5 separate regions of the Mus musculus genome follow, and regions 1, 3, 4 and 5 are each linked to region 2. A link is a loop called in an ENCODE intact Hi-C map of the cell type or tissue named here. Cell type or tissue: left cerebral cortex. All regions are shown on one strand. Region 1 holds the start of Tcf12 (transcription factor 12). Region 2 holds the start of Zfp280d (zinc finger protein 280D). Region 3 has its middle 21 kb from the start of Tcf12. Region 4 has its middle 59 kb from the start of Gm27188. Region 5 holds the start of Rfx7 (regulatory factor X, 7).

What was found. Peaks named below come from ENCODE experiments on the same cell type or tissue, not always from the same donor. Only the 100,000 strongest peaks of a DNase experiment are listed, where the experiment ranks them.
Region 1: a loop joins it to region 2, with 5 times the contacts of the local background. A loop is called at or near these places in 5 of 42 quality-filtered maps.
Region 3: a loop joins it to region 2, with 9 times the contacts of the local background. A loop is called at or near these places in 5 of 42 quality-filtered maps.
Region 4: it touches region 2 in a loop (2.6-fold over the local background); 3 of 42 quality-filtered maps call a loop at or near these places.
Region 5: it touches region 2 in a loop (5-fold over the local background); 2 of 42 quality-filtered maps call a loop at or near these places.

What each region holds. Positions count from the first base shown.
Region 1 is chr9:72,108,009-72,113,008 of GRCm38, forward strand. Tcf12 (transcription factor 12) reads right to left here and starts at 3,811. Exons shown (of 21, transcript NM_011544.3): 1 at 3,568-3,811; 2 at 2,730-2,826; 3 at 1,668-1,740. The coding sequence starts at 2,804. In left cerebral cortex, no CTCF peak of the experiment used is centred here; DNase peaks (open chromatin) are centred at 2,786, 3,211 and 3,868; H3K4me3 peaks cover 3,155 bases; H3K27ac peaks cover 1,837 bases.
Region 2 is chr9:72,271,932-72,276,931 of GRCm38, forward strand. Zfp280d (zinc finger protein 280D) reads left to right here and starts at 2,957. Exons shown (of 22, transcript NM_146224.5): 1 at 2,957-3,098. In left cerebral cortex, a CTCF peak has its summit at 2,266 (motif pointing right); DNase peaks (open chromatin) are centred at 2,967, 3,575 and 4,086; H3K4me3 peaks cover 2,210 bases; H3K27ac peaks cover 1,689 bases.
Region 3 is chr9:72,130,549-72,135,548 of GRCm38, forward strand. No RefSeq gene overlaps it. Among named protein-coding and RNA genes, the nearest start is that of Tcf12, 21 kb to the left of the region's middle. In left cerebral cortex, no CTCF peak of the experiment used is centred here; DNase peaks (open chromatin) are centred at 417, 2,230 and 2,693; H3K4me3 peaks cover 1,536 bases; H3K27ac peaks cover 1,607 bases.
Region 4 is chr9:72,191,380-72,196,379 of GRCm38, forward strand. No RefSeq gene overlaps it. Among named protein-coding and RNA genes, the nearest start is that of Gm27188, 59 kb to the right of the region's middle. In left cerebral cortex, a CTCF peak has its summit at 897 (motif pointing left); DNase peaks (open chromatin) are centred at 956, 1,374, 2,484 and 2,744; H3K27ac peaks cover 1,178 bases.
Region 5 is chr9:72,528,441-72,533,440 of GRCm38, forward strand. It overlaps Rfx7 (regulatory factor X, 7), which reads left to right and starts at 3,800. Exons shown (of 9, transcript NM_001033536.1): 1 at 3,800-4,540. The coding sequence starts at 4,380. It overlaps 4930509E16Rik (RIKEN cDNA 4930509E16 gene), which reads right to left and starts at 3,418. Exons shown (of 3, transcript NR_045735.1): 1 at 3,370-3,418. In left cerebral cortex, CTCF peaks have their summits at 1,991 and 3,384; DNase peaks (open chromatin) are centred at 1,985, 2,614, 3,225, 3,741 and 3 more places; H3K4me3 peaks cover 2,307 bases; H3K27ac peaks cover 2,129 bases.

The sequences.
Region 1 (5,000 bases), 160 kb before region 2:
TATAGATTCTTAAGTCCAAACACATCGTAATCCAGAAAAATGAGTGTAACTTGTATGACAAATATTTGTGAGACCCAGCCCTGCAGAGTGCTGGCAATGCCAGTGCCATGCCTGCAGTCCACCAGAAGGTTTCCTATCAGAAGTCATTCTTAATATCTAAAAATAAGTCAATTGCATTCTCTCAGCAAGTTTCTAGTGCTCCTGTCCTGATCAATGCCCAGGTAAATATGTTTTCCACAACTTGATTGGAAGCTAACAGTATAAAATAGCAATCAAGAGTCACAGAACACACCAGGCGCCCGCCTATTATGTCTTACAATAGGTAAATCTAAAAGTTTGTGACAACAAACTCTTAGTAGTTGTAAAATCAAGAAGTCCTCTAAATGCTAAGAGAGGTATGGCATACAGCCACTTCTTTACAAATAATTTTCTACCTCTTTCCTAAAAAGCAGAAATGTTCCAGTGATTACCAGCAAAAGGAGAGATGGTGGAAGAGCTGGACTCTGGCGAGTATTTCCTCAAGAACACTACAACTAGCCTTTAGGTTACATGCAATCAAATTGCTTTTATTTTCCTCTTTGATTTGTTAAATGACATGCTTCAGTGTCATAGTTAAAAATGGAGTTCAGCTAAACTGATGTGTGATTTTCAACAGAAACATTTTTCTAAACATGAAGTAGAAGTAGAATAAAATGTTAAGCCAGTTATAAAATTAAGCTAATTTCCAGGCTTTCTGCTCTCACAGCCCTCTGGAAAGCAGCTATGATTTTGCTAGGGTAAACGAGAAGCACTGCTCTAGTGAGCAGTGACTGAGCGGCTCCTGCCCAGACACACTACAGCCAGTTTTCTCAGGACCATGCTCTCAATGCTCTTCTCCCCATCTCTTGGACACTGAAGAATAAGTTGAAATGAAACAAATTAAACTTCTGTATCCCTGCTCTGGAATACTTACTTTTAAATTGTAAGTTTTTTTTTTTAAAGTGGGACACTATTTAGTAATATGACATAGTTTACCAAAAGCAAGCAAATTTAACATTAATAATATTGCTTAGGAATCTAACTTTAAAAAATATCCTAATATAATTTGATTACAGGACAAAAATTTGGCCCTATGTCATTTAAAATAAGACCTTATTTTAATATAGAATTATCATTTTAAATTAATATCCACAAAATTACTTATTTCCTACAGTGTAAAACCCATTTTTTAAAATAAATACAACTTATTAATTATTGTTTGACTCAATTCTACTTTTTATGCACATAGATTAAACAATACTTTTATCCATTTTAGAGCCTAGGATTTAATAACACTAATGATCTGAAGATATATTAAATGTCTGCATATATAAAAGGAACACCCGTGAACCACAAAGCTTTCTTCAAGCACTTTTCTAAATACAGTCATGACACAATCCATCATGCTCAAGACAATTTTCAATCTTAACATTCACAAAAAGAGCAACTTTAAGTCCATGCTAAAATTCTTTAAAACATCCAAGCAATCTTCAGAACAACTCTCCAAGTTTGAGGCGCTAGTAGTTTATAATTGTAACCGGACAGTGTAAAAAAATGGTGTGGCAGGCACTAAAATGCTTTATAGACTTTTCTACTAAAATATGTCAGTGCTCTGAAATAGAAATTTCTGATTTTCAACATCGTCTTACCTGACCCGCTGAACTGACTACTTCCCAGTGTTGTTGGTCTCGTTTTCCCACTATTAACAGGTGGAGAAAACATCTGCAAAATAACCCAAATGTACCTATTAATCTTAAAATTCTTCTATATTCCTTGCAAAGAAAAGTTCACCAAGTGTCATCAATTAGGTTCCTAATTTTCATAGAGAATTTGAAATAAAAATGGAAGACCCATTCAGACCAAGGCTGGCAATAACAAGTGATATTATTTACTAATATTGCTTGAGAGAACCGGTGACATTTGCTATGAAAACCCAGCCACAGGCAAGATTACAAGATAATTAAGTTTAAACAGTAAATTTTTACCCATGATCTTCACTTTGGCCCTAAGTGATTCTCATTACATTAACATTACTTAATAAGCACTTGCAATCAGAATCATGTCCGATGAAATTACCACATACAGGAAAGATAATAACAGTTCTAATACAGCAGGTATTGGCCCTGCCTTCTAGGAGCAGTTAACGTTGAAATTCAATCCATTAGTAAGAAATAAGGGCAATGGGCTCTATAGCTTCACCTTTTATTTTTAAATCATTTTCCATATTACATATGCAGACGGCATATGTATACTTAAAGCAGTCAGCTCACAAGGCTGGGAATTCTAGCGCTGGGGTTGGCTTTTTTGAAGCTGGCATCTCTCAGGTACCACAGGCTAAATGAAGTCGTGGGGAGGGAAATGCTGAGAAGTCTTCAGGAAAAAAAATATTTTTTTTCTTTCATATAAAGTCTAAAATCTCTAATAATTATCAGAAGGGAGTGACTCAACCAGAGCTCATGATTACATTGTTCTTCTTTTAACTAGTTAAATCAAATGACCCCTCTGGCATTAAAGTTTGAAATCTGCAAGTCTAGACATTACATCAAAGTTCAGGTGTCCAACTTGGGGGAGCTGGACTCCAGCCCTGAGAACTAGCGCTGAAAAGCAGATGGAGTTGCCCGCTGCCATGTCGCTTTCCCCCCTTTTCTCTCTTGCTCCCGATCTCGGGAAACCTCAGCAGAACCCCAAGATGCGGAGGAAAGCTCTCATACCGCACTGAAGTCCAGCAGGTCGCTCAGCTCCTTGTCGGTCCCTATCGCGGCCATGCGCTGCTGCTGGGGATTCATCTTCAGCCACTTCTAGCAGGTCCTAAGGCAGAGAAGACAGGCTGAGCCGCGGACACCCGGACGCTCGACGTGAGAAGGAGAGAGAGGGAGAGAGAGAGAGAGAGAGAGAGAGAGAGAGAGAGAGAGAGAGAGAGAGAGAGAGAGAGAGAGGCAGCGCTCGGGGTGGGGGGCGCCGAGCGACACGCCAGATCCCCACGCATACCCGAAGGACAGTGACGGAAGCCGCTCCGACACGGGAGCCCACGCGTGGCTCCGTGGCTCCCGCAAGTTTCCAAGGTGGCTCGGCTTCGGGGTGCCCCCGGGGAGGAGTACGGAGCGAGCCCGCGCCCAGCGAGGGAGCGAGAAAGCGGCGGCGACCCGGAGACCAAGTGACTCACTCGCTCAGCAACAATAGAGCTGACAAGTTGCGGGGAGCGCGCCGCTCGCAGGCCCGCGTCTGCGGCCCGGACGTCCCCAGCGGGGGTCCCCGGCTTGGTTGAGAGCGCCCCACGCGCGTCCGCGCCCCGCAAACTCCCGCCCGGCCTCCACCTCCCACTTGGGCCGCCCTGCCCCGGACTCGCGGAACAATGAGGCGGGCTCGGCGGCTCCCCGGCCCCGAGCGCCGAGCCCCGAGCGCCGCGCAGGCCGAGCGCCGCTGCCCGGGCCTGGACCCCGCAGCTCGCGCCTCCGCCCCGCCGCGCGCCGCAACTTGGACGCGGCCCCGGGCTCCGCGCCGTACAAAGGGACCTGAGTTCCGCACGTCCCGCCCGCCGCCCGCGGTTACCTGCCGCCCGGGCTCCGCATCCAACCTTCCCGATTAAAGTTCACTTTGGCCGGGAGCGCGGGCTCAGGCTTTCCCCCTCCCCACGCGCCGCCGGCGGCTGCGTTGCCTCGGGCCCCCGCGAGTGCTTGAGTCGGCGCGACTCGGGCGGCTCTCGGGCTTAGCCGCCCGTGGCTCCCCGGGCGGGCTGGCTGTCCCCCCGATAGAACTTGTGGGTCTCCTCAGGCGGACATTTTTTTTTTTTTCCGCTGAGGCGGCCTCAGCACCGAGCTCCGCTCGCCTCCGGATCCCTCCGCGCCTCAAGCGCGTCGGCTTAACCCCTCGCTGCCCGGCGCGCTCCCGCCTCCCGCGCCGAGGAAGTGGGACCGCGGAGGGGGCGGGGAGGCACGGGGCGGGGCGGAGCGGCGGACGGACAAAGCCCACGGCGGGCGGCGGCCGTCTCCTCAAGCTCACTGCGCCCCGAAGTGCCGCGACGGGGACGCAGCTGGGCAGCATCTGGATCTGCCACCCGCAGCCATTCCGGAGCTCAGCCACGCCGGACGCGGGAGGCGAGGCCGGCTGTGGAGCCGCAGCTGTGGTGGGCGGACTCTGTGGGAAAAGCGCAAAGCCCCTCACGCCGCGCTCATCAGCTTGCTCACCTGAGCGTGCCGTCCCACCTGAGCCCCGCGCTGCAACACCAAGTTCTGGGAAAGGATTGCGCCTGGCCTTTGCTGTAACCAGAGAGACAGCCCCAGGAAGTTAAGTCTTGATGAGCAAGTTCCGAACTTGGCCTGAAGAAGCCCCAAAGAAAAAGGGGAAAAATTCGGCCTTGGAAGTTAAGGTTTACTTGAGGGGAAGCTAAGGTGATTGTGTTGAGGTCTGCGAGCACAGAGAAGACCAGCCAGGCCCAAGCAGAAGAAACACTCGAGACAAGCATCCAAAGAAACGAATTGAAGACAGTGGCCAACTCTTGAGTATCCTGACTGTAAGAAGGAGCCGTTGGCCTCAGAAGTTCATATAAAGAAGATAGTTAAATGTGCCATTGCTGTACTTACTGCAACCAGAGCTGTCCAACCAGAGAAGCAAATTAAGGTTTATATGTGGGACCTCCGTATAGACCATTCCAGAACTAATGGTAGCCTACTCACCCCCAAAGCCAGTCCCACTTAGGTACATACATGCTTTGGCAACTTGTGGAGTGTGTCTCCATCCTAAACAAAGTAGCATGATTTCACCTAAAAAATGATAACGATCCCGTTTCCAACTAAGACTAGCGGATGGTTAACCCACATACAAATAGGCAATTTGCTGAAGTCTTTGAGAACATTTTTGCAAATGCTATAAAAAAAAAAAATGAATGTCATCTTCCAAACTCAAGATCTAGCCAGAGTAAATCAAACAGACAAGAAGAAAGTCTTCGCAAGGAGAGATCTGATCTTTGATGATGTTTCCAATAT
Region 2 (5,000 bases):
CACTTGAAAAATTAGGCTACTATTGTCATTGATCTTTGGAGAGCTCTCAGTGTAGGAAAGTTTCTGTTCTGATCAGGCCATACCTTGCCCAGATCAGCTCCATCTTGACTACAAATGCAGAAGCAGAAGGATCACATATTTTATCTGTACACAGAGACACTGTGGTGACGAAGACTGATGTTTTTCATTTATTTTATTATTTATTTTTACCTTTGGTTTTTTCGAGACAGGGTTTCTCTGTGAAGTCCTGGCTGTCCTGGAACTCACAATGTACACTAGGTTCGCCTCAGACTTGGAGATCCACCTGCCTCTGCCTCTGCCTCCTGAGTGAGTGCTGGGATTAAAGGTGTGCACCACTGCTACCCCACTGAGGCAGAAGGGTTTATATGTGTCCTCGCTTTCTTAGAGATTCCATTCCTTTACTTGCCTTGAAAGACCCACAACATGAGGACTCCCCCACATTCTGACTCAGGAGAGGCGACACCCCAAATCACTCACGAGAAACGGTCTCGCTGCAAACTGCAAGAGGACTTTTATTCAAGAGCGCTTTTGGGCCCACAGTCATATACCACACAGGGGTAGAGGACCCCTGGCACCCCGAGTAGTTGGGTAAGGGGGTATTTAAAGGAAGAAACCACAACTCAAGGAGGTGGGGAGGGCGTTGTTGGAAAATACCAAAAATACCAGTTAAGAGTCATGAGGTGGTGGAAAGTCAAGACAGTTTTCTAGGAGCCTCTAACAATAGCACCTTTGCACAGCGGGTTCCAGCAAGAGTCAAGGCAACTTTCTTTGAATGAACGCTTCCTGAACCCAGGAAGTGGGTGGGTGGAGGAATGTTGCTATCTGTTTTATGATTAGCATGCCTTGGAGCATTGAGTCACAAAGGTCACATTCTTAAGCCTGGGCCTAAAGGCCTAGAATTTTGTTTTTAGGTTATACTTTTTCAGCCTTATAGCCTACTTGTTGCGTGTAATTTTAAAAACCTGTTACCAACCTTGCCTGGTGTCACAGCCTGCACTCCAGCCTCTCTGGGTTTAGCTCTGTGATCTGCCACCACCAGTCTCATTCAGCTCTGCCAATGACCAGCTGGTCATTTTTCCCAGGAGCTGCAATTGCTCCCCCAACCCTCTCAGGCTAACTTCCACCAGCAACTGCCCTGGCTGCCCTCTTTCTTCTCCTGTCCACCTTAGCTACATGGATAGAAAACATTAGACAGTTTTATTATTTTAAAGCTAGCCAGATAACTCAACAGCTGGGTAAAGAATTTCCTGCCCCAATTCTATCAGCCAGCTCCCCACAACCTTCTCAGTCCTTGCTGGCAGCAGAGGCTACAATAATTCTAAGTGTCCCAAGATCTACATGACTTCAGCTTCCCTTTCCATCCAAATCCTGGTCCAAATTCCTCTCTCCCTGTGTCCCTTCTCTTCTGGGACCTGCAAGTCCCACCATTTTTCTTTCGTCCAGCAATTGGCTTCCCCCCTTTTTATTGACACAATCAAGAACCAAGTAGGGATACAACACCTCCCTCTTTACCTACTCCTTTAGAATTCCAGGGTATCTTGAAGACCCACTGAAACATCCAACCTGAATTGAGCAATTACTGAATTCTTGGACTTTTTGTCCATAGCCAGCCATTGTTGCTTATAAGTCATTCTAATAACCCCCCTTTCTATGCACATGGATTCATTCTCTAAGTTCAGTTAGAAAACTAATAATATAGGTACCTAACACTGAGATGGTGACTGAATTGCTAACCTCTCACCTGACCACCTGGTGTCTCTTTCAAGGAAGTGATAGGCAGACAAATCCTAAATTCACAATACTGGGCTTAGCCCACCTGCAGTGTCCTCCTTCTGTCTTTCTAATGGATCTTGCTCCTCTCTGGCTTCTAGCCCCCTGTGGTCCTGTTCTGCAGCCCTAGCTCCACTGGCCTCCTATTGGGTTCCCAGATCCCTTCCCTTAGTATCTGCAACTCACTTTATATATGTATCAGCTTTCTGCTTTTGTCCTCTGAAATCTGCTGGTCTCTTTAAACCTTTTGTACCCATTCTCTAAGTATGAAATGTATTGAGCTAGTAATTAAGACTGGAATAAAAGAAGCTTTGATCGCCGAGAGCCTGGTATCTATAGACACTGAGGCTATTTGATAGAAGGTAGCTCATAGTATTTGAGTTTATGTGTATCTGTGTTTTTTTGTCTGTATATATGCCTGTGTGCCACTTTAGTGTCTGGTGCCTACCGAGGCCAGAAGAGGGCATCAGATCCCCTGAACTGTAGTTGTGTGCCACCATGGGGTGCTGCGAACCAAATTAGGGCACTCTAGAAAAGCAACATGGGCTCTTACTCATTTTACATCTCTCCAGCCCTCGTTTTATTGCCTCTTTCTTTCTTCCTTCCTTCCTTTCTTTTTTTTTTTTTTAACAAAATCTGACATCGTTCAAACACACAAATGTCCATCTACATTTCGGACATAACATGGTGTCTGTTTCCTTACAGATCCGACTTACGATGAAGTATTCTTATAAATACATCGGCCATTTTTTTCCACCTCCAATTACGGATTACTATTCATACAATAGGAGTGAAAAAGATACCCAAACAAAAACGTACTTTCCAAAAACAACGTGGTACTATCCTGGAAACTCATCTCCTTTTCCTCTCACACCCTTCCCCATGCCCTTTAACCCTCGCACACGGAGAAGGATGGAACTCACTGCTGAGTGCCTACAAATTCTAGGCCTGAGGCGGCCATGAGCGCCACGGCCTAGCTCAGCCCGGTCCCCGCGTGTCCTCGCCGGCTGCTAGGGCCCGGCCGGCCCGGGCCTTCGAGGTCCGCAGCACGGCGCATATGGCCGCGCTCGCCTCCCGCGTTGGCGGGAAGACTGGGAGCGCGGACGCGCGAGGCCAACCCGGAGCCTACCCATGAGGCACTGCGCCCTGGCTCGCGACAGCCCCCTCCCCCCTCACGGCGCCCAGCAGCCCCGCTCCGCGATGGGAGCCGGAGCGGCCTCGGCGTACACAGCCCGCGCTCCTCCCTCGCCTCCTCCTCTTTCTCCTCCTCCTCAGGGCTCCAGTCAGGCCGAGCCGCTCCGCTCACGGTAAGCGTCCCCCGCCCCGCGCGGCCGCCCGCCCGCCCGCCCGCGAAGGCCCTCCCGCGCGGCCGCGCCGCCGCACTCCGGGGGCGCAGGGTGGGGGTCTCGGGCCGCGGCGCGTCGGCGAGAGCGCCCGGGCCGGGCAGGGCAGGGGCCGGCTGCGCATGGGGCCGGGCCCGCCATCTTGCCGGGCCTGGCGCGGGAGGGTTCCCGGCGCGACGAGGCGAGGCGGCCGGCGGCGCGGCGGCCCACAGTACAGGGCCGCCCAGCCGTCGCCTCGCCTCGTCGCCTCGCCACCGCGCAGATCCTCCCATCGCTTTCTCAGCCCGGCTGTGCTCTCGGGGGACGACTCCCCTCGGTCCTTTGTACCTTGTCCGCGGGTGTGTGTGTGTGTGTGTGTGTGTGTGTGTGTGTGTGTGGCGGAGACCCGAGCTCACAACCCAACCCACTCGACTCTTCACGCAAGAGCAGAACCCCACTGGCGTTCGCCATAACAGCCACAGAGGCCTTACCTTGTGCTAGACGACCGCTCCTATCTAGCCACCTTTCTTGTCAAAGGAATGTCCCCACTCTGCCATAGCCCCGCTATTGTCTACCAGAGGAGGGCTTTGAGGAGAACCGAGCCTGACAGATTTTCCAGCTGTGCGTTGCAGGTTTCACTTAATAAACCACAAACGAGTGGTCGCGCTGAGGTTTTAGCCTGCGCAAGAAGATGGTGTTTTCACGACCAACCTGCATTTGTAACCCGTTAGGAAAGAAATATGCTAGGAAAAAAATGGACGTTAACCTGCTGCGAGCATGGAGACTTTTGGCTTCACGAAGAAAAAAAATTTTTTTTTTAAATAGTCCGCCATACTTAAACATTTGGCTTTATTTTCAAGTTTGGACTGAATCATCTAAATACTTGGACGTCTTTTAGTGCCCTTAACCATAAATTCACACGATGGAAGTAAGAGTTTGAAGGTACAAAACCCTTCCCTTGGCATCTGTGTGCTATCTTGTTTTGAGAGATGACTGTACCAACTCAAGTTGTTTGGATGTAACTGATAGGGTGAAGGGACCGGGTTGGAGGACCTTGTGCTTTTTGATGGTCCACCATCTGCACTAAAGCCATCCTTGAGTTTGAGTGGTTGTATCTGTCATTGGTGTCAATGTTTACCTTGGGCTACTTTCGGAGACGTTTTTGTTGGCAGAGCAGTTTTGAAGGTCAGCCTCAGAAATGACGATGAGAACGCTTGGCTACCGGGGCCATTACGGAACCTTAAGTTTTAGGACTCCTCATTCAGCTCACCTCAGTATTTTATGTCCCATTTTCACTGCAGTGAGGTTCCTGAGAATAGGTGAGGAGGCACAGGCCTCCACATTTGAGAAACTCCGTTTGCCATTAGACTCTAATTTCTGGATCATTTGTTATCTTTAGATGTTATTAGTGGTCATGTTCTTTCCAAGCACACTGGGGAGTTGAATATAGCATGTTCAGATGCCTACCACCTAGTGTGAATATTTGTAAACATTTTGTCACATTTGCTTTGTCTCAGTCTGCTGAATATGTGAATGATTGCTAAAGACGTTACAGTTCACCCCTAAGTACTGGATATGTATATCAATAAAGAAAAGATAAAGGCCACTTTCTCTATACTACCGTAACAGAATACCATGGTCACACCCAAGAAAAATATTTGCTAAAATGCATTTAGTACATAAAGTTAGGGCTAAAAAACTTGAATACATTCAGGCTTAATTATTTTTTTACAATATTTCATAAATCATCTGGAACACTTCATATTATAAAAAGTGGGGAGACAGTATATGATTAGTAATTCTAGCTTTAGTCTCAGTTAAAATGTTGACTATTGAAACTGTTCCTTTTGCAATTAGCATGTAGTCTGGCATAGTTTTAGTGCTTAG
Region 3 (5,000 bases), 140 kb before region 2:
CAAAATTACAGTTACAAAGCAGCAACAAAAAAAATGTATGGTTGGGGGTCACCACAACAGGAGGAATCTATAAAGGGTTGCAGCATTAGGAAAGTTGAGAACCACTTAGGTTAGGCAGTCTCGGGTATTTCACTGTAGGATCAGAAGCCAATAAGATTCCTCTTCCTATCTAAGCAAATTTAAGTTATATTTCCATCATTTATAACATCCAAATGAGTTAAATGCTAGGTTACGTAAGGGTAGATGCATAGACACATACAAAGAAGTAAATGAACAGGAAGGTACTTGGTGGGCACATCTAACCTACTGAGGAGACAGGCTGAAGAGTGGGTCAAAGACAGAAAGAACCCCGACTGGAGGACAAGCTTGAAAGTCAGTCACCAGAGTTTAAATTTAATGCAAGAGAAAATATACCCATAAAGCTATCTGGGCATGAAGAGATGTGCTAAAAGTGAGCAATTATTCTGGCAAGTTACATTGGAACAGAGAGAAAAGGGAGTCGGAGAGACCATAAAAAGACGGTTGAACTGATCCTGGCTGGCAATGTTCAAGGTCTTAGGCAAAAAGCATGAAGTGGAGATACACGAAGGAATTTGATATGAGGTACTTCTGGTGATACACTAAAGGTCCTAACAACAGGCCAGGTAAAATAAGGAAGAAGAAATAGTGCGTTGACAATGACAAACATTTTAGTGTGGGTGGCATAGATCGAGCTGGTATTATTGAGAAAGGAGTTATATAAATTTTACAAAGACAGCAAGATTAGTTTTTGACCTGTTGCAATCACGGAGAAGGTAGGATATGTTAGAATGGTGATGAACTAAAGTTGAGGTAAACAACCACAACAGCTAGGCATGGGGGCACACACCTTAATCCCGGTGCTCAGGAGGCAGGAGCAGGGGGGTCTCTGTGAGTTCAAGGCCAGCCTGATATGCAGAGTTTCAGACCAGCCAAGGCAATCCTAGTGTCTGATGGAGAAGGAGAGAGATTGGAAACTCAGAGCATAAAACTCTCCAAAAGTTTCACATTAAAAGCAGGGGTCGGGGTAGGGAGTACTCGTTGCTTTTGCAGAGGACCTAGGTTCAGCTTCCAGGACCTATATAGTGACTCAATCAACTATCTATAACTCGAGTTTGAGGGGCTTCAACACTCTCTTCTGACCTCTGCATGTACATATATACATTGCCTTCAGGCAAAATACTTTTTTTTTTTTTTTTGGTTTTTCGAGACAGGGTTTCTCTGTGTAGCCCTGGCTGTCCTGGAACTCACTCTGTAGACCAGGCTGGCCTAGAACTCAGAAATCTGCCAGCCTCTGCCTCCCAAGTGCTGGAATTAAAGGTGTGCACCACCACTGCCCGGCTCAGGCAAAACACTTATATACATAAAAATTTTCAAAATCTAAAAGCAACCTGAGGCCCTTAATACCATTGATCTCTATGGCCCTGAGCCTCTACCCTCATTTCCAACTGTAGGTGCTCAGAGCAGCGATCATGTCGGCCTCCTCACTACTTGCTAAGTGTTCACTCGACTTTTCCGGGCTTCAGAGCCTTTGGATTTGTCCTTCCTCAATCCGGGAAGTTACCTGTCTAGGTATGTTTTGCTTGTCTAATTTCTTTCATTCAGACCTGCTGTAAGCACACTTCCTCAGAAATCTCTCTCTAAATCAACTCGTCTAAGCTAACACTGCACATGTCTTCTACCTGTAGCCTCCTTTGCCCTGCAGTATTGTTTGTTTCATAGCACTTAACATCACACGACACTCAACGGTGTGTCTGTCTCATCGCCTGTAACAAAGTCCAAGAGCCCAGAGCGTTTGGGCTTATTCACTGTTATGTCCCTGGTAAGCAGAATAGAGCCTGGTACATGAGAAATTCCTCTATAAAAGCCTAGTGAGTTGTGTGAGATGTAGTAAAGGGAATTAAAAGAAAAAGAAAAAGAAAAAAAAAACCCATATACCACAAAAGAGCTGCAAAGTTAGTCATTTACAAGTTCTGGAACTTTCCTACCATTTCAGGAGGGGAGAAGCAGAAAACAATAAACCCTCTTTAAGGCTCCCACTTGTGATCCATCTTCTCAGGGGAAAGGGAACTTTGGGGGAGTCTGTCACCAAAGGAAAGACTTGAGGTACTTTCCTACTGTGTTCCCTGTGACATTCGTGAAGGAGAGGAATTCTCCACTTGCATACTGGATGAAAGAAAGGCTCTTCTTCCACCTCAGCTGCACATCAGAGCTTGGAGGGAAACCCTGGGGGATGCTGACAGACTTCAGCTTTCCCAAACGTTTCTTTGGGCGGGTGTCATCAGCCAGGTGTGCTCCACAGACTAGGTGGAGCCTGGGAAAGGCGTGAGGACGTCGCACTCGGGGGCCCCTGGGGCAAGCGTGCTTGCCCTTCCCCGCGGCCGCCGGCTTTCCGCCGCAGCCTGCCCCGGCCAGGTCGCCGGGGCGCGGGAGAGCCCAGCGGCGTCTGCACCCTTCCCTCCCCCGCCGCGCCCTCCTCCGCCCACGCGCTGCAGCCTCAGCTGCGGCTTTCCGCCGTTCCCGGCAGCGCTGAGCCCGGAATCCAATTACTTTTCCCTGAGGAGCTTCGTACACCCGCCAGGCCCCAGAGGGAGGAGCGGGGGGTCGAGCGGCCGCCCACTTCCCGCCGCCCGAGGCCGAGGCCGGGCTGCTCGGGCGGGGCGAGCGCGGTCTCGGAGGGGCGCGCGGAGCAGCAGCCGTCGGGACTATTTGTCCTTCCGCGTGCGGCCCAGCTGGGCCCCGGCGCGAGGCTCCAGGCGCTGTGGCCCGGGCGCCAGCGTCCCCAAGGATGAGTGGCAGGAGATTAGCCCCGGGGCTTCCCCGCGCGGGCGCGGCTCGAGGCCCGCGCGCACGCGCACTCCGGGGTCCGAGCACGGAGGTCGCCTTGTGTCCAGTGGCCTTTTCCTGGGCGCAGCGCTCCTGGGCCCCAGGATTCAGCTCTGTAAAGTGAAAGTGAAGTGGAGCAAGATGGCCAAGGGTAGGAGGTTTGCACGTGCTCTCCACCACACTTGTACATCCCGAGACTGTACAGGGACGCTACAGGGGTGAATCTATGAAGAGGAAGGAAAAGAGGACTTCCTTCCTGGTTCTTCAGGGGCTGGGTGGAGAACCCATTGATCCCCTTGAGGGTTCTTGCTCACTTGGTTTAAGCTGTAGACAGAAAGCCTAATAGAGCCTATTCTAGCTACAGCCTAGGGCGGAGGTCCTCAACTTCCTCCTGCATACCCTGTCAGATTATGAGTCCACGACTGACAAACACATTTGAAAAAGAAAATGCCTTATTTTCTCCTTTTGATTCTGTTTCTCTTGAGACTGTGGCTGACCCTTAGGCCCTTGATGTTCTTGAATATGATTGACACACGTGATTAGGCTAGTGAGAGAGAAGCAGAGAAATTGCTATCAAAACAATTATATGCAGAGACATCAGAACAAAAGCCCAAGAGCCCCGAGGACTAAAAGACCATCCTGGCTCTGCCATAGATGCCCTCTGGGATGGTGGCCAAGTCAGATCATCTCTTTGTGTCTTGCTTCTTGGCAAGTTAAATAAAACTATCCTGCTACTCTCCCTGTCTCAAGGAGTGTTATAAAAATAAACTAAAAGAACCAACTGAAAATATAGAAGGTTTAGTTTTTAGGGGGTGTGGGAAAATGATACCGTTGAAAGGCACTAAAGGGAAAATTCTATGAGAGAAAGCCACTTGACCATCTGCCTATCGTCTCATCTTCTCCGTTCAATCTAATGTACACATAGAAACTATAGGTAGAGTTATCTAGTAAGTACTGTGTGGTTTTTATAAGAATTATAATAAAGGAGGGAATAAGGGGAGGGGGATTTCAGAGGGAGACCAGGAAGAGGGATAACATTTGAAATGTAAATAAAGAAAATATCTAATAATAAAATATATATATAATCTAGTCAACGCTAATTGTACTCTCAGACCCTCTCCCATGCCTATGTCCTAGCCATTTCCACATGCTCTGACTACAATATTTCTGCTTCAGTGCTACGGAGCACCATTAGGTACAAAACAGTGCTGTGGGTGGGCTCCCCACTTGAGGCTAAGCTGTGACAGAGGTTTTCAGACATGTTTGCCTATGTAACCTATGATAGGCAAGGCTCCAGAAACCTGTGTACTGGCTAAGTGAAGAACCTTCTGGAACAGACGAGGTCCCAGGGAAGAGAAAGCCAACTACCCTGAGCTTGAGCTGAGGTTAAAGACTCTGGGGGAAGGGAGAGGGGCTTTCTGCCTTTTATGTCTGACTGAATCTAGTAGGGTAGGAAAGAAGATAAAGGATATGAGGGAGAGTGAAGTCTCCCTTTCGGGTGTTTTAAACCTAAGCATTCACATTTGTAAAACAAGTTTTAGCTTCTGCATTAGTAGAAAAGATCAGGCTAGCAACAACATGGCCAGCAACAGAAAAAGTCCTGCCTGGAGGGTGCTTTTTGAAAAGTGAGGATTTTATCATCTTCTGAGACATTCCGTGGTAGCCCGGGAACGGATAGGAATAATTCACAGACATTTTCTGGGTCCTCAAAAAACTTCTTTCTGCAGTCCCCTTCTTCAAATGACTTCAAATCCCTCACTGCAAAGTCTTGGCATCAAATTTGAAGCAAATGTGTTTCTCTTCCTCACCGGAGGAAAGCTCGTTCTACAGACTTCTAACAGAACTGGGACCTATTGGGCAGTATTATTTGACCTACCATCCTCAACTGATTATTTGTAAGAAGAACACCACCTGTAATCTAGTTATTATGTGTCAGGTGTGATGGTGCATGCCTTTAATCCCTGCACTCAGAACACACTGAATTTGCGTTCTACAGAGCAAGTTCTGGGCCAGCCAGGGCCACTCAGAGAAACCCTGTCTCAAAACAAAACAATCTACCCACCATGCTGCTCAGAGAAAGCACATGCAAGGGTGTAATTCAAAGAGCATCAAACTTTGCCAGGAAATAAAAAAAAAAACAAAGTGGCCAAGGCAAA
Region 4 (5,000 bases), 81 kb before region 2:
ACCCAGTGGTTTTGAGAGCACAGAGGTACATCAGGGGGCTCCAGATATTATCAGCCAGAACATTCAGATGACCAGGACCATGAATTTCAGAGGTAATTTCCTCATATGTCTAGACAGGGAAAATAACACTGCAGTGACCACCAATTCAGAAAGTAGAAAACCTTGCCCCTGGATCATTGACCAGTGAGGTTCTAGGTAATGCTACCTCACAGCCATGTCCCTTCCCAATGTATTCCAGGCCCCGTACACACAGAAGCTAGCTTGGAAGAGAACGAAGGGATGGAGAGAAAATATAAACTAACAGAATTCACTTAAAGAGGTCATGTGAGTCACTCCATTGAACTAAGTTTAACTGAATTGAATAAACTTCAGGCTTCCTTTCCCAGCTCCCCATAGATGAGCAGTGGTGTTCGGGAAACGTAAAGACTTCTCTGGGTGTCTGACTGAACCCAGGAATGTAGTGACCCCACTACCAGCATGTCAGGCTTCTTGCCAAGCCTAGTATGTCCAGGTTTTGTCTGCATTGGGCTGACTCAGCTGAGGAAGATACCTACTCAACTGAGTCTAGGTACCAGCTACACCAGCATTGTGACAGAACTGGCCACTTGATCCCATAGATGGCTTCTCTTTGTGGATACTCAAAACCCAGCAAGAAAGGACATTTTTAAGCACACCTGGAAGGGACTTTTCTTTTGTCTGGATGAGGAAAAGGTTTTGAGATCAATAGGCAAGGAGTTATTTGGCAGGCTAAGGTCTCATTCCCTCATGCTTAATGAATCATATCCGGAATCAAGTAGGCAAGACACACTTGGACAAAATCCTAATATAGATATGAATCTAGGTCTAGCATCCTATCGGACTCTTGCTTGTACAATCCTCTGTGGGCTACACCACCACCTGCAGGCCAGCCCTAAAAAGTACATGTCCAAGAAAATGGCGGTGTTCCTGGACTAAGTTGCCCAGCCAAAATAGCTGCATTGTGCTTTGTTTATGCTTTGTTCAGTCCTGGGGTCAGGATCCTCATGGCTCATTTCCATATGGCTCAACTCCTAGAGTTTAGTAGACAATTCTTCACACATTTCTTCTCTTTGGCTGGCTCAGTAGAATGGAGGTTTTCTTGGTTCTCAGGTGCAAATGCAGCCTTCTAACCAGCCTTGTGTAATTCCTGCAGTCTTCCGTAATCTATGCGACACAGTCACTGTTTCCAGCCACTGAGATGAGAGCATTTTGTGCCAGACAGACCTGATGATTTTGCCCATGGGTTTCCTTCTCTAGGAAACTGCCTTTTGGAAATATTTAATTCCCTACCCCCTTGAGAGTAAGATCATTTGTCAGGAGGCTGGTGTGGTTAATTAGATGCAGGAATTCAAACCAATCACCTTCCCCCTTCCCCCTTCCCGAAGCACTTTGGATTTAACATTTCCTACGCAATCAGATGCAGCAGAATCCTGAGCGGAGGCTCAGGCACCACTTTTGGCAACCATCTGCTTGGAATTTCTTTTCTTTTTTTTTTTTTTAAAAGATTTATTTATTTATTATATGTAAGTACACTGTAGCTGTCTTCAGACACTCCAGAAGAGGGAGTCAGATCTTGTTACAGATGGTTGTGAGCCACCATGTGGTTGCTGGGATTTGAACTCTGGACCTTAGGAAGAGCAGTCGGGTGCTCTTACCCACTGAGCCATCTCACCAGCCCCTGCTTGGAATTTCAAGGAAGCTATTCCATCCTGTCCTGGTCTCCACCAAGAGGGCTTTGGGCCAGGCAGGATCTCCCATACCTGGGCTTGTATGCCATATAGGTGTAAGCACACAAGCTGAGCTACAGGATAAATAAAGCCAGTCATTGCTGTGGAGGAAACTGGGACAGATAAGTTTAGGGGAGAAAAATCAAACTCTATTTTGAAAATGTTTGATTTGAAATGCTTATTAGTTATCTGATGAAAACATTAAGTAGAAAGATTTGCTAAGTCTACAGCTTGGGGCGAAATGTCAGGACTGGAGAACATAGATCTGGGAGTTATTGACAAAGAGATAGAAGTTAAAGCCATGGGATAAGACCTCCTACAAAGCGAGCATGTATATCTAAAGAACAGGAGTTTACATGCCTCAAAAATTGGGATAAAAGAAAGGAGGCAGCAGACTTCTATGAAACCAATGAGGCATGGCAAAGCTGAACCCAGGAGAGACCACCAAGAGGCCTGTAAGAGCGGGAGCCACCAGAGCAGCTGCAGGGGGTAGATGGAGAAGAGCCCAGATCCTAGGGAGAACATATTTAAGGTGAAATAAAATGGGTGGATAACAAGACAGGTCAGTATAGACAGTAGATGATGGGTGGATAAAAGAGACAGAGATGCTGGATAAGCAATAGGAAGACAGCTGATTAAATGCATGACTTGGAAGGGAACTGTAGAGACGCTGGAGAGAATGAGACTGGGAAAGGCTTTCCATAGTGAGAGGGGATCCAGGACATAAGTGGCAAAGTCCAAGAGGCCTGGGTGGAAAGGGAATTTTAGTAAATGTGATGACGGGAAACATTCCAGTTGTCTTCTGGTCGCTTCTGCTTCAGTTATAAAAGGAGTGATGGCTTTGTTTTTGCCAGTTTCTGTGAGCCTTGGACTGAAACCTTTTCCTAGTTAGAACATCCTTCACTTTATCCTGAAGCTGAGCTAGAAGTCGTCAAGGCTTCTGGATCCCCAGCCGTACTACATCCAGTTCTGGTCCTTCTCTTAGGAAGGTCAACTGGATGGGGAGATGTGGCATGTCCCAACCCTGGCTGAGAGCCCACCCAAGCTGCATACACTGCAGAATACAGCCAGTGGAAGAACCGGCAGGTTAGCGTGTCCACCCACAGGCTGGGGCTGCTGGCACCCATTTTTAAAAAGCCACAAAACCATCTTAGTGCTGTTTAGTTTCTGCCTTGGTGATAATGTCTTACTTGCTTCTCAGTTGGGCTTCCAGTTTGCCCTCACATTTGATCCCCTCTCCCTGCCTCCTTCCCTCCCTCCCTCCCTCCCTCCCTCCTTCCCTCCCTCCCTCCCTCCCTCCCTCCCTCCCTCCCTCCCTCCCTCCCTCTGTATCTCTCTTTTCCCTTCCTGTTCCATCTTTGCACTCCCAACCCCATCTCTTTCTCCTCACAGATCTGACAAGGCTTTGGCACTAACAAGCAATACTCTAGCTCCCCCAAGGATGCTACCCCTTGACCTTTTCAGCTCCAGCCACAGACTGGTTCCAGGCTTCCACTACCATGTCCCTTTCTAGGAAGGCAGGTCCTCATGCAAATGTGAAAACAAAGTAAAAAGATAACTAATGGGGGGGCTGGCGAGATGGCTCAGTGGTTAAGAGCAGTGACTGCTCTTCCAAAGGTCCCAAGTTCAAATCCCAGCAACCACATGGTGGCTCACAACCATCCGTAACGAAATCTGATGCCCTCTTCTGGAGTGTCTGAGGACAGCTACAGTGTACTTACATATAATAAATAAATAAATCTTTTTTTTTTAAAGATAACTAATGTATCCATAAGACCTTATTGATGAATTAAAACCACCGTGATGGCTTTTGGAGCAGACCTCTGACATGGAACCCTCTTCATCTCCTTCAACTCCAGTGGGGACAATATCTTCTCAGGAACAGCACATCTCCTGGGGAATGAGTGAAGATACAGATGATTCGGGCTTAGAGAAGATGAGAATAAGGAGGAGAGTTTCCTCCACAGACGCTTCCCCCTCCCCGCCAACAAGCCCTCAGTGACAATGCACAGTACCTACACTTATCGCTGCTTAAACAACAGATTAGAATATTTCTTTTCCTAGTAAGAATTTTATAGTAAAAAATGAAGACATACATTAATATAAAATGAAAACATATAACTGTACATCCATGTTTTAGTTTAGTAAATATGCTTTCAGTGGGTGGACATTATTGTATTTGAATAAGACAATCTAAGTAAAGATATTTCTAACTAGATGTAAGTCTGAGTGAATGCTTACTTTCCAAATTAATCTTTGAGTAAATGAATGAAGCTATTTCAAAATGTTTATTATGATGCTAGAGAAATGGCTCATCAGTTAAATGTTTTTATTTGCATTTCCTAACAGCTAAGAACACTGACCATTTTTCCAGGTACCTTTTGGCAACCTGCCCAGCTTTTCAGTTATTCATGTACTGATTAGATTATTTGTGGTATTTAAGCTTTGAAGTTCTTTTTGGATTTCATATACTAACGTGTCAGATGTGAATCTGGCACTCACTGGGTAGCTGCCTCGTCTTTACATTGTTTCCTTTGCTTTGTAGAAGCCTTTTAGTTTCACGGGAACCCACTTGTCAACTCTTAGTGTTGCTTTTTTTATGCTATTAGAATCTTTTTCAGAAGGTCCTAGCCCATCCTGTGTCAGGAAGTGTTTTCTCCTGGCATCTACATTAGTTACTTTGACTTCTCTGACCAAATTACCCAACAGCAATGACCCAAGGGAACTTTGGCTCATGGTTTCAGAGGAATCTAGTTCATGACAGAGGGGAGGGAACACCACAGCTCACAGCAGTGGGAACAGGTGGCCCTGTTCCTCCATCCTGGCAAACCGTGGCAAAGAGCTGGGGATTGGGACCAGAAACAGGTACAGCTTCCAAAGACAGTCTTTTCTTTTGCCAGCCAGGCCCCAACTCAAGTTTCCCATAGCTTTGAAATTAGTACCACAAACTGGAGACTGAGTAGTCAAACATGAAACTATGGGGAACATTCTAGATTCAAACCACAACTGGATCCTCTGACTCCCTTTCTCCACTGAGTCTTTACTCTGGCTCATTTGTCTTTAGCTTGTCTTGGGCTTGCCTAGCCCAATTTTAGTAAGCATCCTTCAATGTATTAAGACGTTTGACACCCAAATACCCTTGATATATGATTAACTCTTTAAACCCTTTCCTTTGCTACGAGGCCTGTGTTCAGCAGCAAAGCTAACATATCAATTTAGAAAGAGTGTTCTCAGTCCAGTGTCCCCTTTTGGCCA
Region 5 (5,000 bases), 260 kb after region 2:
CCTCAAACTCACAGAGATCCACCTGCCTCTGCCTCTCAAGTGCTGGGGTTCAAGCTTTGTATCACCACCACCACCTGGCTCAGCCAGCTTTCTTATAAAATTGAGGATCATCAGCCCAGGGGTGTCACCACCCACAATGGGCTGGACCCGCTCCAATAAAGCACTAATTAAGAGAATGCAGCACAGGCTGGCCTACAGCCCAGTCTTCTAGAGGCATTTTCTCAGTTGAGATTCCCTCTTCTCAGATGACTATAGTTGATTCAAGTCAACATAAAGCTAGGCAGCACACCCAGGTTCTGTCTCCTATTCTTTTCAAGGATACCCAACTCAAAGGCCAGCCAAGAGGCCTTCTCTAGATCTAACTTTCACAGACCGATCTCTCTAATCTATCTCTACCATTAATAGACATTGTGGTGATTTAAACAAGACTATCCCCCTATAGGCTATAGTGTTTGAGGATTTAATCCTTAGTTGGTGAAACTGTTTGGGAAGTATTAGAACCTGTGACTTTGTTGGAAGAGGAGTGCCACACAGTGTGCCTCTCTGCCCTGTACTACAATTTGAGATATGAGTTCTCACCCATTCCTACTGCCATGCCTTCTCTCTGCCATCATGAACTCTAACCCTCTGAAATTATAAGCCCAATTAAATGTTTATTTTATGTTACCTTGGTCATAGTGTCTCATCATAGCAACAGAAAAGAAACAAAGATGAATACATTTTGGAATTCGTCTCAAATACTTCAATGTTAATCTTGCTCTACTTCACAAAATATAAACTACTTTGAGTTGGGTCTATGCCTTATTTATATTTTCTGCACCCAGTAATATTATGTGGTATTAATTTTCCTCATACTTTGTAAATTATGTGAGTTTTATCTCACTAATCCCTAGAGATAAATGTATAATGTATCATAATTCATACATACATGCATATATACATATATTATATGTAGTGTAAATATCTGGAAAGCTTTATAAGGGAAATGAAGTTTTCATACATAAGATTAATAGAAAGGGGGCTGGAGAGATGACTTAGTGGTTGAGAGCAGTGTCTGTTCTTCCAGAGGACCTGGGTTCAATTCCCAGAACCCACATGGAAGCTTACAACTGTCTGTAACTCCAGTTCCAGGGCACCTGACACCCTCACACAGACATACATGCAGGCAAAACACCCCAATGCACATAAAATAAAATAAGTAAAACTTTAAAAGAAAATACTAGAAAAAAGTTAATAACTGAATTTAAATGTTATTTACTAAACACCTACGAGCCATGAATTACGTCCCAGGACTGCTACCACACATTACTCTGCTTCAGAGGTATCCACAGCCACTTTGTCAATTCTCTTGTTAGACCACTGCAGTGGGTTACAAATCACTCTCCATGCTGTCTCTGACTGTAAAACCAGAGTTTTCCTTCCCAGCTCAATTGGCATTCCTCAGACTGTTTTTTTCCCCATTGTCATACACACCCTCGAGGGGAAGTTTACACTTTCCGTGACTGGGATCTGCTCATAACCAATGCTATCTTAAAAATTCATATTCACTAAAATGTTTTCTATTCACTCCCATGGGGGTGAACTGAAACTGAGAAAATGAGCCACCATGATTCTAAGTTGGCCTTTACTCTCTGGGTTTGCCCTGAATCCCTACCCAAGGTTTAAGGTAACTTTACCACTTTTTTTTTTTTCAAGTTTCTTTAAAGCATAGTTTATTTAAATTCAGTCTCCTATGAAAACTGTAACAAAGCCCAAATTTACCTCTCAGATGTTAAGTGTGAGCAATGATCTTTCTTTTCCTGAAAGGGTGTCTCATTCTGGCAAGAGGATGTCTTCAGTCTGTCGCTATATGAAAACCCTCTCATGGCTGGTTGAACCTAATGCTTCCAGATGTCTGCTCCAACTGCCATGCTGCCAGTCCCCAAGGCCCTAAGTCGCCGTAAACGCACTCTGTTCAGAATCGCCGCTAGAGGGCAAATCGGGGCTGTAACTCTGCTGAGCCCTCTAGCGGTGACTGTGGGATGCGTGGCTCTTTATGGAACCTATTAAAAACTGAAAAGTTGCACTCGGGAAGCCAGCCTGTGTGACACCGGTAGTGAAGTTATTTTAAAGACATCTCGGTTCTCAACTTCCTTTTCTTAAGGTCTTTAGCAGGTCCTAGTTACCTTTCTTTGTTGATTCTCCCCCTCCCCCCCCTCCCCGAATGTGGCAATGTGAGGCCATCACTCTTCGGGTTTAAAAAAAAAAAATTAGAAAAAGGGGTCTGGGCCACTTTTCCCATTGTCTTTTTATATCATCTTCCCCGTGAATACAGAATTATAAATATGCATTCTGGAACACAGTCTGGATCCTCAGGAGGAAACTGTATTTTGCAAGGGTGTCCTTGCCTCCACCCATCCAGGTGCAAACATTCAGAGTATGGGCTTCCAGTCTGTATGAACCAGGCCTGAGGCCACATGGACAAAGCAAGAGAGTTTCAGGCCAAGGCAGGGAACAGAGCACTCAAAAGACCACGCAATCCAAGCCAATCAGATTCACCACCCACTAGAAGTCTGAAAGGTGGCAGGGCCTCCTAGCTCAAAGTCCATCCAGGAAAGTGGCCAGAAAATCTGACAGGGCCAAGTCTGATAGAAACACTGTCAGAGAAGTTACGGGCTGGGAGGCTCATTACAGCCACAGGCACTGAGAAAGGTCAGTGCGAGCTGTGCAGCTGTTCCATCTGGTGCCAGAGGCTTTGGCTGCTGTCTTCTACACCCAGGCGCTTAGCCTTCCTGACCAGCCCCACCTAGAAAAGCTAATTCTTCTGCTCTTCTAAGAGGAATGATTTGTTGGAGGCAGGGAGTCTCACTCTCAGCCAGCAAAGCTGTCTATGAATGGGAAGGGGGCGAAATGGTGGGCAGTCTCTGGCTGGGGTGAGTTTAGATGGCTGCGAAGGAAGAGCTCTTGGCTGAAGCTCGCGCCTCCATGTTGTATTACATGTGTTCCTTTTGAGAAACAGGAGGGGCCTTGGCTGCCAGGGACCCTGACAAGCCGCGACTTGAGCTGTGTGTCTCCGAGCCTGGGCTGAATTGGGAGTGTAGAGCAGGGAGGGCACTCCTGGCATAGGGGGTGGGGTGGGGAACAGCATGGGCAAAGGCACCAAGGAAGAATGAATCTGCTGCGCGCTGAGGATGGCATGGAGACTTCACTGATTGGAGCTGGGAGTTCTTGCAGGGGGGATGGAGGCGGCTGTGATTGGACGGCTAAAGTGGGGCCAGATTTGGAGGGCTTTGAATGCCCGACCGAGGAGCACTTCCACCAGCTTGCCACTTGCCATTTTCCGACCAGACCGAGTAGGCTCGCTGCGCTAGCTCGTCGAAAAGCTCTCACCTGCTCCAGCTCAGTCCGGTGGCTGAGAGAGGAAGCAGTCCTGACTAGTAGAGGGGAAACGCTCGCGAGCGTGTAGTGGGGGCGGGAGGGCGTGTAGATTCGTTTCACCTTACACACTAGGAAGCGATCAATTCTCCCTTCCACGCCGCACGGTGGCACAGGTCCACTCCCTGCCGCCGTCACGCGAGCCCGCTCCCCGCCCCCAACACGCCCCCCCAACCCCCTCGGCCGCCGCAGCCACCCGACCGCTCCCTCGGGGCCCCCGCCGCGGCTTCCTGGGCCCGCGGCCCGTAGCCGCTCCGCTCCGCCCCGCGCGCTCCGCGCCCCCCTGCGGCCCCCGCGCCGCGCCCGCACACGCGCGTCCACGCCCCCCGGCCGCGCGGTAGGTGTTGTGCCGTCTGCGCCGGGCCGCAGTGCGGCTGCGCGCGCTGGGCTGCTCCGGGCTGGCAGGGCAGCAGTGGCCGCGGCGGCGGCGGGGCCGGGAGCGAGCGAGGGAGCGAGCGGCGTGGGGGAGCTCGGAGGCGCCAGGCCCCCGGGGGAGGGCGGCCGGGGAGGCAGGCCCCCCGAGAGACCCGTCGGGTTGGATTTTGGGGCCGAGGGGGCGCCCGACCACGGACCTCGTTCTTCAGACGCCCCCCAGCCCCGGCCGCTGACGGGGGGCTGAGGGGCGCCGCCATGCCTCTGCCGCGGTGACGCGCGGGGCCGTAAGGAGAACCGGGAGAGGAACCGTGACGAGAACCGCGAGGAGAACCGGGAGAGGAACCGTGACGAGAGCCGCGAGGAGCCGCGCGGTCTCCCCGGGGATGTCCCTCAGGCGGCCGGAGAAAGCGACTCACTCGAGCCCTGGGGTATAGGCCTAGCTTATCCAGCTTCCTTCCTTCCTCCTCTTCCTCCCCCTCCTCCTCCTCTTCCTCCCCTCCCCCTCCTCCTCCCCTCGTCGTCCTCCCCTCCGCGTCTCTTCCCTCACCCTTCCCCGCGCCCCCATCTTCCCTCCCTCCCCTCCAGCAGCGATGGCAGAGGAACAACAACAGCCGCCACCACAGCAGCTCGATGCCCCTCAGCAGCTTCCCCTCAGCGCCCCCAACCCCGGGGTGGCTCTGCCAGCCCTTGTGCCCGGGCTGCCAGGGACAGAGGCCAACGCTCTGCAACACAAGATCAAGAACTCCATCTGGTAAGAGGATCCTCCATCGCTGGGGTAGAACAGCCTAGGCACATTGCTGCTGCAAAGGGGATGGGGGGCGGCGGCGGCATCCGAAGGGGAGGCTAATGCATTCATTGAAGGTGGGTTTCCAGAGCCGGGTGCATGGCTGTGCCACCTCTGGACGGGGGAAGGTTGCACCCACCCCTGGTCTCCTTAGACACACACACACACACACACACACACACACACACACACACACACACACCATGCTTCCCTCTTCTCAATTGTAAGCAGATAAACAAGTTATTTGTGCATTTTTCCATATACAGTAAGGGAAATATGGGTCAAGATTAAGTCATTGCATGATAGTGGCATGAATTGGAAACTTGTAATGTAAAAAATGTGTTGACTCCTTTTGTAGTCATAGGAGGAGCAAGAAGTGTATTGTGAATTTTGACCAAACAAGACATTGCATTAATATGCAGCACAA